Regions from separate parts of the Homo sapiens genome. Here region 1 is linked to region 2. A link is a loop called in an ENCODE intact Hi-C map of the cell type or tissue named here. Cell type or tissue: mammary epithelial cell. All regions are shown on one strand. Each heading gives the region's core, and the rest is flanking DNA. Links, peaks and the distances in the headings are about the cores only.

What was found. Hi-C counts contacts between places; a loop is a spot of excess contacts. Peaks named below come from ENCODE experiments on the same cell type or tissue, not always from the same donor. Only the 100,000 strongest peaks of a DNase experiment are listed, where the experiment ranks them.
Region 1: a loop joins it to region 2, with 3 times the contacts of the local background. A loop is called at or near these places in 3 of 110 quality-filtered maps.

What each region holds. Positions count from the first base shown.
Region 1 is chr3:74,609,181-74,617,523 of GRCh38, reverse strand. CNTN3 (contactin 3) reads left to right here and starts at 2,865. Exons shown (of 23, transcript NM_020872.3): 1 at 2,865-3,133. It overlaps LOC105377166 (a long non-coding RNA gene), which reads right to left and starts at 3,721. Exons shown (of 3, transcript XR_007096257.1): 1 at 3,633-3,721; 2 at 1,077-1,251. In mammary epithelial cell, for the core only: no CTCF peak of the experiment used is centred there; DNase peaks (open chromatin) are centred at 2,803, 3,773 and 4,293; H3K4me3 peaks cover 3,012 bases; H3K27ac peaks cover 2,686 bases.
Region 2 is chr3:74,527,441-74,535,783 of GRCh38, reverse strand. All of the region lies in intron 1 of CNTN3 (contactin 3), which reads left to right. Among named protein-coding and RNA genes, the nearest start is that of CNTN3, 83 kb to the left of the region's middle. In mammary epithelial cell, for the core only: no CTCF peak of the experiment used is centred there; DNase peaks (open chromatin) are centred at 263, 3,143 and 4,103; H3K4me3 peaks cover 254 bases; H3K27ac peaks cover 4,460 bases.

The sequences.
Region 1 (8,343 bases), core at 277-8,276, 82 kb before region 2:
TTTTGCTGCCTGTGGCCAGCTCCCCCTCCTTGATGAAAATGCTCTTTCCCTTCCCATTAGACAAGGTATATATGTATGTATTAGAAGAAAAATGTATTAGGAGACATCAAGTTGAAAATATTAAAAGAAGAGCCATGCCTGTGATGGATGTGGGCATGGCAGTAATTGCACCTGCTAGGGGCAAGGCATGGGCATAATTTGCATGTAAAGTTCTCTCGGCTCCTTCCAGAACACACCAGTTCTACCCAATAAAACATTTTGTCACCTGCAGGGGGTTTGCCAACATGTTCCCAGATTGCAAGCAAAAAGATTATTTACAGTAACCAGTAACAACTGAAACAACCATAAACAACCTTTCTGTACCTGTTCTATTTCTTTTTCCTTTGGCTAAGTAGAGGAAGCTTAAGGAGTCCAAATTTACTGCAATTTAATTCTGATGGGGAAAAAGCACATGATTTTTATTTATAGCAGCGTGCTCTATCTATTCCTGTCTCCCCCAACCTCTTTTTAAAACATAAATAACCCCGGAATTTTTTGTAATCCAGCTATTACTCTTGTAGGGATGAGCAGTTTCCTGATAAAGTGAGAGAGGGCAAATGTGGCCAGAAGTTCCCTAATGTATTCAAGAATCCTGTTGTATGCTCATAGAGTAAGGGGGACTAGGGAAAAATCACCTGGTCAAGCCATTCATGCAATTTCTTTTTTTGTTATTGTTGTTGTTCTGTTTTGAGATAGGGTCTTGCTCTGTCACCCAGGCTGGAGTGCAGTGGTTCAATCATGGCCCACTGCAGCCTGGACCTCCCAGGCTCAAGCGATCTCCTCCTGCCACAGCCTCCCAAGCAGCTGGGACTGCAGACACACACCATCATGCTCAGCTAATTTTTAAATTTTTTGTTGAGAGGCGGTCTCACTGTATTGCCCAGGCTGGTCTCAAACTCCAGGGCTCAAGGGATTCTCCCACCTCAGTCTTCCAAAGTACCAAGCAACTTCTTTGTGGCAATTGGAAATGCAGGGGGCCTACATGCTGACTTTGCTGTAGGGAGCGGCACCTTGCATCTGACTGACCTGGGTCTTACCTCTTGTCCTCAAACCCCCTCTAGGAGAGTTTTTCCAGAAGTTCAGATTTCATTCTGAATTGCAGAGGACCACGCACGTATCTCTTGAGAAAATGATCAAACGTGAGAAAGTGCAGTTAAACCAGGCCTGGTTTGCCCAGGTTGCTTCTCTTGATGAGGTGTTGCTTCATTCCATCTGCAGGAATCACAGGGAGAGGATCAAGGAGAGGAAACAGGGCCATAAACTGTCAAGTCTAATTAAATGTGACTAGATTATTTAATATGAAGGGACAACGTGATACATTTTAAAAACAATGTCAGAGAATTATAAAATGAAAAGTATAAAGTCTCCTCTGCTCCAATTTCAGTCTCACTCACTAGGACTAACAATTGTTAACAGTATCCTTAGACATCCTTTCAGAAATTGTGAATGCATAAATATGGATACATACACACAAAAGGGTGCGTGCGTGTGTGTGTGTGTGTGTGTGTGTGTGTGTGTGTGTAAGTGCTTGTAAGCACAAAAACGGTACAGGTACCAACTTTCCTGTGCCGATCAACAGTACATGTCCCAAGTTCTCCTAACAATACCGTTTATTTATTTTTTTATTTATTTAGAGACAGGGTCTCCCTCAGTCTTTTGGTCTGGAGTGCTGTGGCACAATCATGGCTCACTGCAGCTTCCACCTCCTGAGCTCGAGTGATCCCTCAAGTGCTCCTCCCACCTCAACCTCTCAAGTAGTTGGGACAACAGGTGCGTGCCATGACGCCCACCTAATTTAAACTTTTTGTTTGTTTGTTTTTTGCAGAGACAAAGTCTCCCTATGTTGCCCAGGCTGGTCTCAAACTCCTGGGCTCAAGAGATCCACCTGTCTTGGCTTCTCAAAGTGCTGGGATTACAGGAGTGACCCACCTCCGCCCAGCCTCTAAGGATACCTCTTGGAGGTCATTTATGCCAATACTAGTAGATGCACCTTTCTCTCTGCCGCTGTATGTCTCCACTGTATTTTATCAGCCACTCTCCTAATGAAGGACAGGTAGGTTGTTCCCAACTGTTTTTCGTACAACTAAAGTTGCAGTGTTTGCACGGGTTTGACTGGAAGTAAGTCACCAGCGGTTCAGCGCAAAGGCTCAGGACTGCAACAGGCTTATTCAAGTCCGGGTTCTCCAACCCACCACTGTGTGTATACTTGGGCAAATAAAGGTGGTAAGATCTACTTCACAGGGTCCTTGACAGAATATAGTTGCGATTATTCTCACAACTGACTCATTGAAACTTTAAGCAAACCAATTTCCTCATCACTAAATCCGGGAATAATAATAGATCCAGGTTGCTCTGGGGACTGCATGAACTAATTGATTTAGCGCAGTCCACGACCTGCTACCTAGTGAGCCCTTAATAATTATCCGCTTTAATATTAAAATTGGCAATCTTTGCGCACTTGTGGGAGCGCAGCTGCAGGAGGCTTTTCTAGAAGTGGAATTCCTGCCTTAACCCCGTGTTCCGAGGGCCCTAACTGCGTGGCACGAGGCCACCCGGAGGTGACACGGTGACCGCCGCCCAGCCCGCGCCGCCGCCCAGGGCCCTGCGGAGGCCGGACACACGTGGGTGCACGCGGCCGAGCGCAGGGCCGCGCGGGGTCCGGCCGGCGCAGAGGCGCTGGGGGCGCCGCAGACGCGAGGCTCGGGACCCAGTTGGCTGCTCCGCCGCGCTCCCCGCCCCTCCCTCCCTCCAGTCCGCCCGGTCTCCCCTCCCTCCAGCGTCCGCGTCGGAGCCGGAGCCGGAGCCGGAGTGGCGGAGGCACGGGCAGTGCTCGCTAGGCGCCGGCAGCAGCCACAGCAGCCTGGCGCTTGGCGGCGGCGGCGGTGGCAGCGGCGGGCGGGCTGGCGCCGTGGACTGGGCCGGGAACCGTGCGGACGAGGGTGCTGCGCCTGCGGCGGCGGCGGCTTACGCGGGCGCGCACGGCGGCCCCCCGGGCCCGGACTAACTGCGGCGGCGGCGGTGGCGGCGGCGGCGGCGGCGGCGGCGGCGGCGAGTGGGCCGTCGGGGCGGGCGTCTGGCGAGCTGCAGAGACCAGGTAAGTCCGGGATGCCCGACTCCTGGCGCCGGCCGGGCCACAGGGATGAGCCACCTGCCAGGGCAAACTTTACGCCCTGGCTTCATGGCTCCTCAGCCCCGAAGTTTGTTTGCAGGGAAATGCACCTGACGGGTCGAGAATAAAAGATGCTTCTCTCATCGGACTTGCTCTGGGGAGATTATTTTTCCCCTTCTGGGGCGAGGATTGGTTTCGGGTTGGGAAGGCTGCATCCCCAGCTGGAGCGCTGAAAATTGAGTGGTAGGTCCCTTGGGCTTGCCCTTCGCGCAGTGGATTTGACCAGTTAAAGTTGGGGGAAAAAAGTTGTGACTCCTAGGGATGCTGAGGAACAATTCCAGGTGCATGATGCAGAATGTGGGAATGTGATACCTCTTTGCTGGAACCACCCCCCAGGCCCAGATTCCCAGGTCTGAGAAAGCTAGGGTGGCCGATTCTTTCATTAGCGATCAAGTTTTCTAAGCTGCATTTTCTTTCTACTCACAGATCAGCAGCTTGGGACGGAGTTCCCCGTCGCGTTTATTTGTCAGGTTTACCCTGCTGCGCTGTAGTCCAGGTTTCCTGAGCTCGGACCCTGGTTTCAGCTGTTTCTGTGTTCTCTGAGGAGCCTGCAAAGCTAACCAAGCAGGTAACAGAATAGCAGAAACAGAAAACCAGGAAGTGCCAACCGGGCACCGGGGTCATAGCACCATCAGGAATTTTTTCTGGTCGCGTGAAATGAACGAACAGCTTCTGGGCTCTGCTTGTGCAAAGCTCCGTACAACTCTCCAATCCGTATGTCTTTCCCTGTATTGCATTTGCTTATTGATTTACAACAAGGAGATGTGTCCAGAGGTATTATTTAATAACAAACGGTGTCCGCTACGGTAAGGACAGCAAACCTCCTTTCAGAGGCAAAGAAAGGGGAACAGAGCTCTGGGAAAGGGGTAGCCAGTCTGCTAACCTCAACCCAAGATGCAGGGAAACAGAGCTAGAAAAAGCAACAGACAAGGAGGGCGTGATGTGCAGGAGGGAGGTCAGAAACCCCAGCTCATATGGTGAGTAGGTAAATCCAGAAATAATTTTAAAATGATTAAGCAAGAATAACTAAAAAAAAAAAAAAAAAAGTAGGAAGACTGTACGTGCTGTGGTTTCTGTCTACCCCCACAGAGATGAATATCACACTAGCTGAAAAAGAATCCTGATCTGTAAATAGATTAAAAACAGGAATTAATCAGAACAATGAGTCAGAGCCCTTCAGAGATTGAAAGGAGGAGTAATTGCCTTTGAAAGAGCTTATATCTCAATATCAAGTCAAATGTGTTACTTTTGCTTTGCTAGATGTGTTTACTAACAGTAACCTGACTTTGGCTGCAGTAACCTGGCATCTTGGTTCATGGTTTTAACCATTTGTGGGTCATGGGACTAGGGAGAAAGTTGACTGCAGGTTAATATTCATATCAATTTGTGCAACATTTGTAAGATGCCTAATACGTGCATGTCACTGGTTGCAATGGGAGAGGTCCTTGTGAATGTTCATTAAAGAAATCTGATCGGGTTCAGCCTCACTAAATGGAAGGATGTTGGCTTGCAAATAATAAAGAGTGGGGTTGGGAATTATTGGTCTTTGAATACTTGCTTGAAATTAGTTGAGAGTAAACATGTGGTTTGAGGACCCCCAAAATGATCAGTATCCACCAGGGAAATATAGCAAATTGCTGTACACTTTTATAAGATGAATAGTAAGGCTGAATGCATGCAAGTGGCCCTTCTGTCTAAAAGTAGGATAACCGAGACACCGAGTGTCTAATTGATATGCAGGGTAATAGATTCAGGCTGTGGCCGCCACAGACAATAACATTCAGCCTCATGTCCTCCTCACTGTCTGGATGTCATTAATGTCAGCCCGAAGACATGAAGATGTTAAGTTCATTTCTCCAGGAGAACTCTAACTTTTAAATATTCTTCACAACACAACCAGATAGCCCAAGTGTACCTTAAAATGGCAACAAAGCATTTAATAGGAGCAAAGTGCTGAGCACTTTCAAGTAGAGAGAAGATTAGCCGTGGACAACAAGCTGTAGCCTTTCCTTTGCTGATTTATGTTCAATTTTATCACTGTCACATTTCATATATGCCCAGTTATTACAAACTAATAGCCTCTTTTCTCTGCTTGCAAAATATGCATCTTTCTCTTTTACAAGTTCCTAACTCCTTCTCACACATTCAGTACACATCTTCCAGCTTTGTTTTTACTGCAAAATTTAAGTGTCCAACTTGAAGTTCTCATTAACTCTTAATATGGTTCATGCTGAAATAGTATATAGATATAATTGCTGCTTCCAAACTGTCAGATCTGTATATCGCTATACTGTGGCAATACTACAAAACAGAGAAGCTTTGACTGGTTTCCAATCACCAGTTAGTAAGTTGTTAGCAGTAAAACTAATGTTAATTTTATGTAGTGGAATATATTCAGATGGCAGGAGGATTTATTGATGCTGTGCATGTTTGCCTGCTGTCTCTGATTTAGTTGTCACCACCAGTCTGCCTTTAAGCCTTCTTATCTTAGCAAGGTACTTTGTCTCTATGAAGGTGAGCATCTTTAAGGTGCTCACTTGTAGTTTTTAATATGCACACATGCATATGCATATACTTTTAACATGCATATATAATTAATCACTTAATGCTGGTGGACAGTTTCCTTTCTTATGCTTGAAAAAAGTGCAATGGAGAATATCATTGTTGCAAAGATAGTTGGCAAGAGAATATGGGGCCACGGAACAGTTTAAGATAGAACATTTCTTTGAAATTGAGGGGTGACAGATCTCATTCTCATATCCAATTTGTATAAACATTTCAGAAATGGATCGAGTGTTGTAAATGGTTTTTATCTTATAGTCTCCCCTGCACTCATCTCTTAAACACAGTGGGACATTTCTTTGGAAAAATTGCTGCAGGAGAAATGCACTCCCTGGTTGAAACTTTGTATGCCAAGTTTCAATCCATAGTACATTTTTATTTTCCCCCTTTTATGTACATGTTATAAACAAGAAATAAGGGTTTGTAATAGAAGTGCTGGCAGAACTTTATAGCATTTCAAACAGCTTTGCTACTTGGAATGTAAATATTTGTAGAATCTTTACTGTGCAAGAACCTGCCTTGCAAGGAATGAGGAAAAATGACTATTTTCTTAAGTAGGATAAAATAATTCAGTGAGTTTGCATATTTCTTGTTGCAGACCTATTGGCATTTGAAGACATAGATTATCTATGTTGTAGTGATTCCATAGCATTCTCTTAGGTGCCTTTATAACTCAGCTTGTAAATTTCCTATGTTCTAAAACAAGAGAACAATTTTGTCCCATTTGTTTTTTAAGTCCCTTGACTTTGATTACCTTTCAGATGTTAAGATATGAGATCCATATTTCAAAACTGCTTGATTATATTACTGATAAATGAGGCTGTCAGTATACTGTTTTAATAGGGTAAATCTTGACACCATCACAATACTTCAAGTGCTTTTATTTTGGGGAACTAGTACAACTCAGACCTTATATGTCCTTTTGGTTCTAACCCTGAAATATCTCTCACATTCGCCCACTTCCCTCCATGTTCACCCACGTCCTCCTTCTCCAAGTCCCCATCTTCTCTCCTGGGATAACTACACTGGCTTCCTTGGCTCCTTTCGTACTTCTTCCCCCAAATCATCCTGCATAGCAGCCAAGACTTCTTTTTTTTTTAATGTAAGTTAAATTAGTACTCATCTACTCAGAATGCTTAAATGGCTTTTCATTGAACTCAGAATAAAATCCAAACTATTAAATATTACCTGCAAGGCTGTGTGGGATTTAAACACTACTGTCCCTTTGACAATTCCTAGCAAGCTTTTAGGAACAAGAGCTTCTTAGACCCTTTTTCATTTCTGCAGATGTGTTGAGCTCTTTCCTATGTTAGGGATCATTCTGTTCTTTTGCCCAGTAGCCCTGTCCAGCCCTAACGCCTAAACACACATACGCACACACGTGTGCACACACACAAACTCACAGGGTTTTTTTTTTCATTTTTGTTTTTTTCGACAGGGTCTCACTCTGTCACCCAGGCTGGAGTGCAGTGGTGCGATCATGGTTCACTGGAACCTCGACCTCCTGGGCTAAGTGATTCTCCCACCTTAGTCTCCTGAGTAGCTGGGACTATAGACACACACCGCCATGCCCTGGCTAATTTTTGGATTTTTTGTAGAGATGGGAATTCACCATGTTGCCAAAGCTGTTCTTGAACTCCTGAACTCAAACGATCTGCCCACCTCGACCTCCCAAAGTGCTGAGATTATAGGTGTGAGCCGCTGAGTCTGGCCCACATAGAGTTTTTGACTGCTACTCATCCCTTAGGCCACAGTGTAAATATCATTTGCTTAGAGAGGGCTCTCTGATTTCCTTCCTACCCTGAATGAGGGCACTTCTGATAGGCTCTTTCTGTTCATTTCCTTGGTATGCTTAGTATAACTTGGAACTGTACATTTCCTTACCTGATTGTATGTTTATATTCTGTAAGTACCTTGTAAGCAGTTACCACATCTATTTTATGCATTATTGCAAAGCAGCTTCTGTCAAAGTATCTGGCCCACAGTGGAGTTTGATAAACCTATGACAACTAAGCTTATTGGTTTGCTGAGCTTGCCATATGTAACCAAAGATCCTGTCAAGAAGGTCCGTATTCAGCAGAAGTCTGCAGCTGACTTTGACAGTATTCTTTCTGTCACATTGCCCGTGATCTCGTACATCTCTTGGACACCTGCTACTTCAAACCAATGTTGTCCAAAATGGAATTATCATTTTTCCTCTCAATCCGTTTCCTAAGAGCTTAGGTGGTCTGTTCTTCCTTTAGCTATCATTGGGGTCATCAAGGCATCTGGAGTCAGTGGTCTTTGTCACCATCTTCTCCCTTTGCCATTGTAGCCAGTCCACCGATTAAAAATACAAGAACATTCATTCAAGCAATGTGCCAGGCTGGGTTTTAAGTACTTCTCACCTAAATGCAGGAGATTAAGAAATGACTTTCTCCTCACTCTCTTTCTTGTTCCAATCTATTTGACACGCAGTGCTGTATTAATCCATGAGGCCGACCCCTTGGGTCACTGGACACCCACTGCATAGAGAAAAATATGCTACTGATGCAGCCTGTCTGTATGTGACTTCTCCCTAATTCTCCCCTGAT
Region 2 (8,343 bases), core at 204-8,203:
AATTGGGAGATCAAAAAATATATTACAAAAATAAAAACTGAAAGATCTCATTAGAAAACTCTGGAAGTCCAGGGTCTTCTGAAATAAAGAGTTCACAGTCAGTCTGGCAGTTCACAATCAGGCTGTCTGGCAGCCCCAGGCTCGCATTGTATCGCATTGACAGCCCTCAAGGCTGAGTTGGATGTGCTCACACACTCCTGTTCTCAGTCTCCACCCTCCATATGCTTTTGTATCTGGCCTATCAGACTCAGGGGTATCTGCAGATCATTACATACAGGCAGTCAGTTTGTGTCTTTCCCTCTCTCTCCCTCCCATTGTGTTTTATGCTATCATCGTGAATCATTGCTATTTGTATAAAAACAAATGGTGGCTTGTTGCTGCATGAGTTTGGGAGTACTTCTCCCATCTTTCCTCAGCTGAAGTTGATACTGTGGGTGTAAATTCAAGCTGCTATCACAGTTTGCCCCAATTTAGATTTACACTTCTGTGTTGATAGAGTGAATGTTTTATACACCTAGATACAGCCCCTAATAGGTGTGAATTCTAAGCAGATAACTATTCATAGCCATGATTAGCATTTCAAAAAGGTGTCAAAATCACTCAATTTGCTGTGATAAAGCAAATTTTAAAAACACAGGTAAGCTGAACAAGTGTTTAAACAAAAAGATGTAAGCAGCGTTTGTCTCTTCAAAATGAGTTAGAGACCTAGGTTTGAGTCCATGCTTTATTTAAGACTTTATCTCCAGACAAGGTGTCAATTATATTTAATTTTTTTGAAATCATAGCAGTAACCATCACAACTCAAATACCAGCTCAGCATGTAATCACAGTCTTAATTCTTATAACCAATTTATGTGCATACCATTCCCATTTTACTGTTGTAAAATTTAAAGTCTAAAGAGGTTTAAGTATTTAGGTTGGTGCAAAAGTAACTGTTGTTTTTGCCATTATGGTCAATGGCAAAAACCGCAATTACTTTTGCACCAATCTAATAACTCGCCCAAGACTACATATGTATATATCATACTTAACTGTAAGTCATTCTGCCTCTTATACATTTAAAAATGTTCTCTTAGTAAGAAACACAAGTTATTTTAGGGCTCAATACTTAACAGTACATTGCACTTCTATAGCATCATTTTACAAAGCAGTGCTAACTCATTAAATTCAGTATATCTGAATAGTTTCTGTTCTATTCTACTTCATTTGTTTAAGACAAACAAAAACTCTACATACAGCATCTTAAACACAACCTACAGTTTGAGAAACACTGACTTAGAAGCTTAACATAAAATGGAAAGATCTTTGCTGTATTTTACAATAAAAATAGTTCTTTAAGATTCCATGTTTAAAAAATGGTACAGATAAGATTTTTACATTTTGATGTAAGCAAATTACATAAAACCTGTGTGCAAATAATGAAAAAAAATAATAAAGTGGGGATATGAGAGGGTGAGTGGCGCTGTAGACAAAACAAGAATAGCAAAATATTAATATTGATTTTTTTAAGTTGGGTGATGGGCATAAGGGGCTCATGCTATTCTGTTTACTTTTAATTTGTTTGGAATTTCACATGGTAAAAAGGTCAGTTTTAAGAAGTGCACCAAGCTCTTAGATCCTGTTTTCCCAGAAGACTCCTGGTTGTATGAGAGCAGAACATGTGAAGGATGAAGTGTGTCCTTTCTTTGGTAAAGTTCCGAACAGAAAGTAGCCAGGCTGGATGGTAGCTGATTCTCCAGTCTTCTGATGATGCTAAGCTGCTCTGAAGTTGGGATTCTCACCTTGACATGATTGTCATTTGGGCTGGATAATTGTTTGCAGTGGGTGGCTGTCCTGTGGTATGGCAGAGTATTTAGTGGTATCACTAAACCCTAACCCCTAGGTGCCAGTAGCTCATCTGTATCCCTCCCCAGCAAGTGGCTACCCAAAACATCCTCAGATATTGTTGAGTGTCTGCTGGGAGCCCAGGTCACTCTCAATGGAGAATCTCTGCACTAGAGCTCAAAAATATTACCTCATTTTTGCATTTATGCCTCTCTAGGCTTTGAACAAAAATACAAAGCTTCAGAGGATCACTTTCTTCCCAAGCCTTAGGGTAAACCTGAAACAGATTAAGCCAAATAATAATACCCAGGGATTGACTAGGAAATACTAGATTCAGGCATCTGTATGAAATTGGGAATGTTGGTTAATGTTTTTCTACCTCAGTTATTTCATCTGTAACATGGGGGTGGTGGTAGTAAATGACATAACATGTGTGCATATTTATAAAAGCAGTTAGAGTATTGCCTGGCACATGTTCAATCTGAGTGTTTGCCATTATTATCTACCTACCACCCATAGTGCCAGAATTGTGGTTTGGATATCTTGGGGAGTGAAGTGATCCTCTGAAGTGCTGCATTAGTATTATGTTTAGTTATTAGTGCTCCTAAATGTGTCTGAGTGCTTTGAGCATGTTTGCTTGTATGTTTAGCCTAAGAGAGCTCCCTGAGTAGTTTCAGAGTTAAGAGAAGGAAGTGTGGTGGTAGTACGCAGTTGGTTTCCAGAGCTCCTCAAAATGGAGTGACTCTATAAAATCAAACTATGGTTTCTAAATTAATTTACCTATGAATATGAAAATACAACCACAGGCACATAGGACATGCTGAGCATCTGGCACTGGCCAGGCATCATCATTTCTGTGACCTCTTGGAGACACTGATAAGGAGCCTCCAAGACGAGCCTGATGGTTCTCCAGAAAATGCCTCCATCCCAGAGCCAGCTTTTCTGTTTTGGCCATGGGATAGGGTTCATCACTTCTATTCCCTTTTCAGCATACTTTTGACTTTGCTTATGTGATTTTGGCTAAGGTGGAATCATTATCATGCAAGTTAATCCTGAGAAGACTCTTCCCTCTAGAAAAATCAGACCTTTTTCTTCTTGCATTTTGAATTTTCCTTCTCACTTTATGAATACAGTAGTCCCCCCTTATCTAAGGTATCATTTTCTGTGGTTTCAGTTACCCAACGTCAGCTGTAGTCCAAAAATATTAAATGGAAAATTCCAGAAATGAACAATTCATAAGTTTTAGATTGCATTCCATTCCGAGCAGTGTGATGAAATCTCACACCATTCTGCTATTTCCTGGCTGAGGAATTGAATCCTTTCTTTATCCAGGGGACCCACGCTGTGGACGCTCCCCACCTGTGAGTCACTTAGGAGTCATCTCAATGATCAAGTCAACTGTTGCCATATTGCAGTGTTGTGTTCAAATCACCCTTGTTTTATTTTTATTACAGTGGATTTCTATAATTGTTCTATTTGATTATTGTTGTTCATCTCTGTCTTATTTCTAAATTAAACTTTATCATAGGTATGTATATATAGGAAAGAATAAAGTATACATAAGGTTTGGTACTATCTGCAGTTTCAAGCATCCACCAGGGGGTCTTGGAATGTATGCCCCACAGATAAGGGGGTCTACTGTATGCTCAGGAATTTTCCAACTGAAAACCATTAATCATGGCTGTCTCTTTACCCTCTACCCATTTCTAGCCATGATCCCATCTCTCTCATTCTCACTTATTGAAAGAATAGCTGATTCTTTCTGTTTCTCTGGTTCTTCACCCATTATTCACACATCTACCCACCACTATGTGGCTGATCCTTCCCAAAGACTCCACTGAATCTGGGCTTGATAACATCACGAAAAGCATTTATTTAGCAAATTAATTTTCTCTCCTTCCTTCCTCTTTCCTCTCTCCCTCTCTTTATCCCTCCTTCTCCTGTTTTTTCTGTTTCTTTATGACTTAAAACATTTATTGAGGTAAAGTTTACATGCCATTAAATTCACTCTTATTAGTGTACAATTCAGTGCCTTAGTAACTTTGATGGTCGACCATCACAACATCCTGTTTTGGAATGTTTCCATCATACTAGAAGGAACCTTCATGCCCATTTGCAGTTATGCCCCATCCCACTCCCAGCCCCAGGACATCTATCTGTTTGAATGTTGTCACTCTCTTGCAGAACTGAACACTCTGCACCCTTAGCTTTCCTAACACAGTCCACATGTGAGTCATACTGGGACTCTCAGAATGTTCCTTTTGTCTTCTTCAGAAGGGAGTTCATCTTCCTCTGCTCACACCCTTAACCGTTGGGTTTCTCTAACCTTCTCCCTCGGCCCAGTGCTTTGTGGGCTTTCCCCGAGTCATTTCTCTCACTCTCATGAATCACCTATCTGGTCTAGATTTTCCACTGTTCTGTGTCCCTGTGTTTATCTCTTTCCTTATCTCCTAGGTAAGCCGACCTTTTTCTCTAAGAATTACCTCAGATGCTACCTGTTCTAGGATGGTGCTGTGATATCCCCCGTTTTCTAATTGTTGGTTGTACTTCCTGTCTATAACTGTACATGGAAGAAGCACCACTCATGAGATGTAACCCTAAGTCAGCTTTCTAGTCTTTCCTGCCTGTTATGGGAGTTCTTCTCTTAGCTCCTTTCCTGCTGCAGATGAAAACTCAGGTAGCCCCACCCACTCCACTTCTGATAATGCTTAGGTAAGGGATACAATTTCAAGCAAAAAAATTAAAACGTCCTGTCTTATGTAATAGTTAAAAGGTAAAACTTGATTTAAAGGGAAAACTAATCTCCCTCCCTGGTGCTAATCTGGTGTGGAGCGAAGGTCTACAGTTAAAGAAATAATGTTTTGGCTTCTTTTCTCACCTAGCTCACCTACACTGCTTCCTCCTAACTCGGTAATTCCAATTCTGCTAAGTATTTTGCCCGGAAGAGAAGAAAGGAGACCAGCAAGTTCAACTTGATGGATCCTGTTGCAGTGGCTTAGCGTCATGTCACTTTGGACTTGCTAGAAGTGCAGAACTGGCGTTTTCTTCCAGTGGTTCTTCCATGGGTTCACTTGAGATTCCAAAACACTGGGGATATTTCCCCCTCAGTTCCCTGAATGTAGTGCTGCACTCTCCCTCTTCCCCACCCCAGCTAGCCACTTCCTTCTTTCTCAGCCCCCACAAGTCCAGAGATACCCTAGCTTTCCTCTGTGAGGTCTCTTTTCCCCAGAAGGGGGTTCTCCATCCCAGGATATATAATAACCACATTCCACAGGCACTCACCCCTGTGTGTCTGGCGCACAGGAAACGTCATGTATTCTGTGCCCCTAACATCTCTGAGAATCCCTTTCCTTCACCAGTTGCAACCCACTATTTGGCTCCAGCGTGCTCTCATTCTCATTTAGTGGTCTCATTTAGTATCATCCCAGACCACTGCATCCCTCCAAAGGCAGCTCTCTGTGGTCTCCTTGATGTGTAACCTTAAAGTGCAACTTAAAAAGGAGTACCTGCCTTCCTCTCTGTGAGGAAGAGTTCTTTCCAAAGTCACCCCTTTCTCAAATCCTCTACTCAGTCTCTGGACAACTCTGATGTGAGTGAGCTGTGAGAACCAGGCAAATGGTTTTGCAGGATCTCCTTTAAATGTTTGCACTTCTTTCTGGCACCTCCCTTTGGGATGTAATACCTGCTGAGTATTGGTGGTCCAGGAAACTTCGCATGAGCATCCTGTTACAGACCTCTGTCTTCCAGTCTAGAATCTCTTATTAAAATGTAGTATAATTATATTTATGGTCAGTGTGCTACTTGAGAGTGTCAGTGCCTTGAAGACATGAATTTATTTTAAAATATTCTTTCTCTGTGCTTATACCTGACATGCTGCAGGCATGCAGTGAATTTGAGTTTTTCCCCAAGATCACTCTCCTTCCATGATTATGAGGTGAGGAACAGAATGGTCTGGGCTAGTGTGCACAGTTAGAACTCAGTGTTGAAACTCTATTTCAGCCAAAAAGTTCTCGTTAGCACTTTTGATTTCATTTACCTTTTTCTACTCAGTGAATTTGAGTTTTTCCCCAAGATCACTCTCCTTCCATGATTATGAGGTGAGGAACAGAATGGTCTGGGCTAGTGTGCACAGTTAGAACTCAATGTTGAAACTCTTTCTATTTAAGCCAAAAAGTTCTCTTTAGGACTTTTCATTTCATTTACCTTTTTCTATTCAACTCCCAAAAAAATATTGTTTACAGATTTTTCACATTTTATCATTTTAGGAATAAATTGTTTTTTTTTCTTTTAAAAATGTTTCATTTCATAATTTATACCACTGTGAACACTAGTGTAATAAATGATTTTACAAATTTTTGTGGCAGATTACTGGGACATTGTCCTTAGTGGTAACCTCTCAGTAGTTTCAGAAAACCTTCAGAATGAGACTGAGGAACCACTCAAATAATAAGTAAATTATTTTGATAACTATATAAAAACATTTTAATTCTAAAAGTGAATTTATGGCACCTACATACATGTCAAGCTAAAACAAAATTGATTCTTAGAGTTGCCACTACATTTTCCAGTTGGTAAAGTTTCTAAACACGTGACCCAGGCAGCTGAGGTAGTGACTATGCAAACAAAATTTCAGTGCCACGTGTTGAGCTCTGTACTGTTTGAAATATTTTAACGTGGAAGATACATTACTTTTCTATTGTTAATCCATTGGAAAAGTTTATTAATGCTTTGGATAATAGATATATGTACACTGAAGAATATTTAAAATTTTTGAGAGACTGTATATTGAAAATTTTTATCTTTCTATTCTCTTCCTGACCCCACAGTTTTCCTCCCCAGAGTTAGCTGCTTTTAACAGGTCTCATATATCATTCAAGAACTATTTTGTATAGTTATAAATATATGTGCTGTATATATATATACTATAAACAGCAAATATGGAGACAAAAATACCCATATTTCTTTTTCACACAGTGTTTTGCACCTTATGTTTGTGGTTTACTGTGTCTTTGAAGTATTTTCATTTCATCCCAAAGAGAGTTGCTGCATTCTTCTACATTCGTGCCTATTATAGGGATGGTGCATTACTGCAGTGCATGTGCTTGAAATCAAGCAGTGGAATTTTTATGTTAATAGTCAAGTCCTTTCCCTTTACGGAGGAAGTAACTGAAATTAAACTTTCAATTGCCGGTTATATTAATACAGACCTTTGAAAATACATAAAATATCAGGTTATACTTCATGGCTCTCTAATGATCTGATTACTTAAGCATTCCATTGGTATCTATTGTGTGGGGAAAATAGGTTGTAAGTACACAGTTTCTATCTTTATTTCTCTTTGACAGATTTGTTCACCCACCTGTGTCTCTATTTCTTTATCTGAAAAATGGGGGGTGATAACAGAAAGATCCCCATGAGTGGTTGTGAGGATTATAGTGGGTTAATTCTAAAAGTGAATTTATGGCACCTACATACATGTCAAGCTAAAACAAAATTGATTCTTAGAGTTGCCACTACATTTTCCAGTTGGTAAATGTGCCTGGCACATAATGGGCACTCCATAAAAGTTAGTATTATTACATTACTATTTAGTTTCCTTCCTGGTATTGCAAAATTGTCTTTGCAGAAAAACATTCATATTATATTATATTATAAAGCTATTTTTAAATCCTAAGTAAATATATGGTGGCAAGGAATGTTATGTAGACTTAGGAAAGGTACATTCTTCATTATCGTACAAGGAGGTCTGGAATAATTTTCCATTGAATCAAAGGGAAGGAAAATCTACATACCCTTTATAATTATTTAAATTTGTCTTTGTTCATTTTGTTTCATGTTTAACTTGGAAGATGTCTTGGAAAAGAAGAGATCATGGAATTTGCTTATCATTTAGTTTTCCTTTCATTATTATATGTAGTAAGACCCTAAAGTCTAAGTTCCTTTTATGTGTAAAGGTTATTTTTAGGAAAATAATGACACTTAAAAAATGTTCCAAAAAAGCACCTTAGATTTGGCTACCTTGGAAAAGCATTAGACAGTGCTGTTCTCCTTCAGGGATGAAGACTTGCTTTCAAAATCCTGCAACACTGTTGAAACTCAGACTTGCTCTTAAACAAAAAGCTTGTCTTGAAACATGCTACAAGCGACATTATTGCATGTCAAGTACAAATAGTCATCCATAATTGCGGAGAGGCTTGTAAAGCAGTGTGACGTGGAATTGGCCAAGTTAATTTGAGGTTTAAAGCAAAGCAAGAGCATTGAAGCAAACCCTTTGTAAAGTATACTTAAAAAGTGTTGACATGTTATCTAACATTTTGAAGCATGTCGGTTGGCATGATTAGGTAACTGTGTCTTGTCCCTTTAGCTTGCACTTAGTTGAAACTAGTGGAATCAATTGAAAAACAGCTTTGTAATTTTTTTCTGGCATAGCATCAGTGATGTTGGTCTTGCCAGAGAAGATCTCTTTGAGTTGAGGACAAATTGAAAGAAGCTCTGAAACCAACACATAGCATCTCAGAA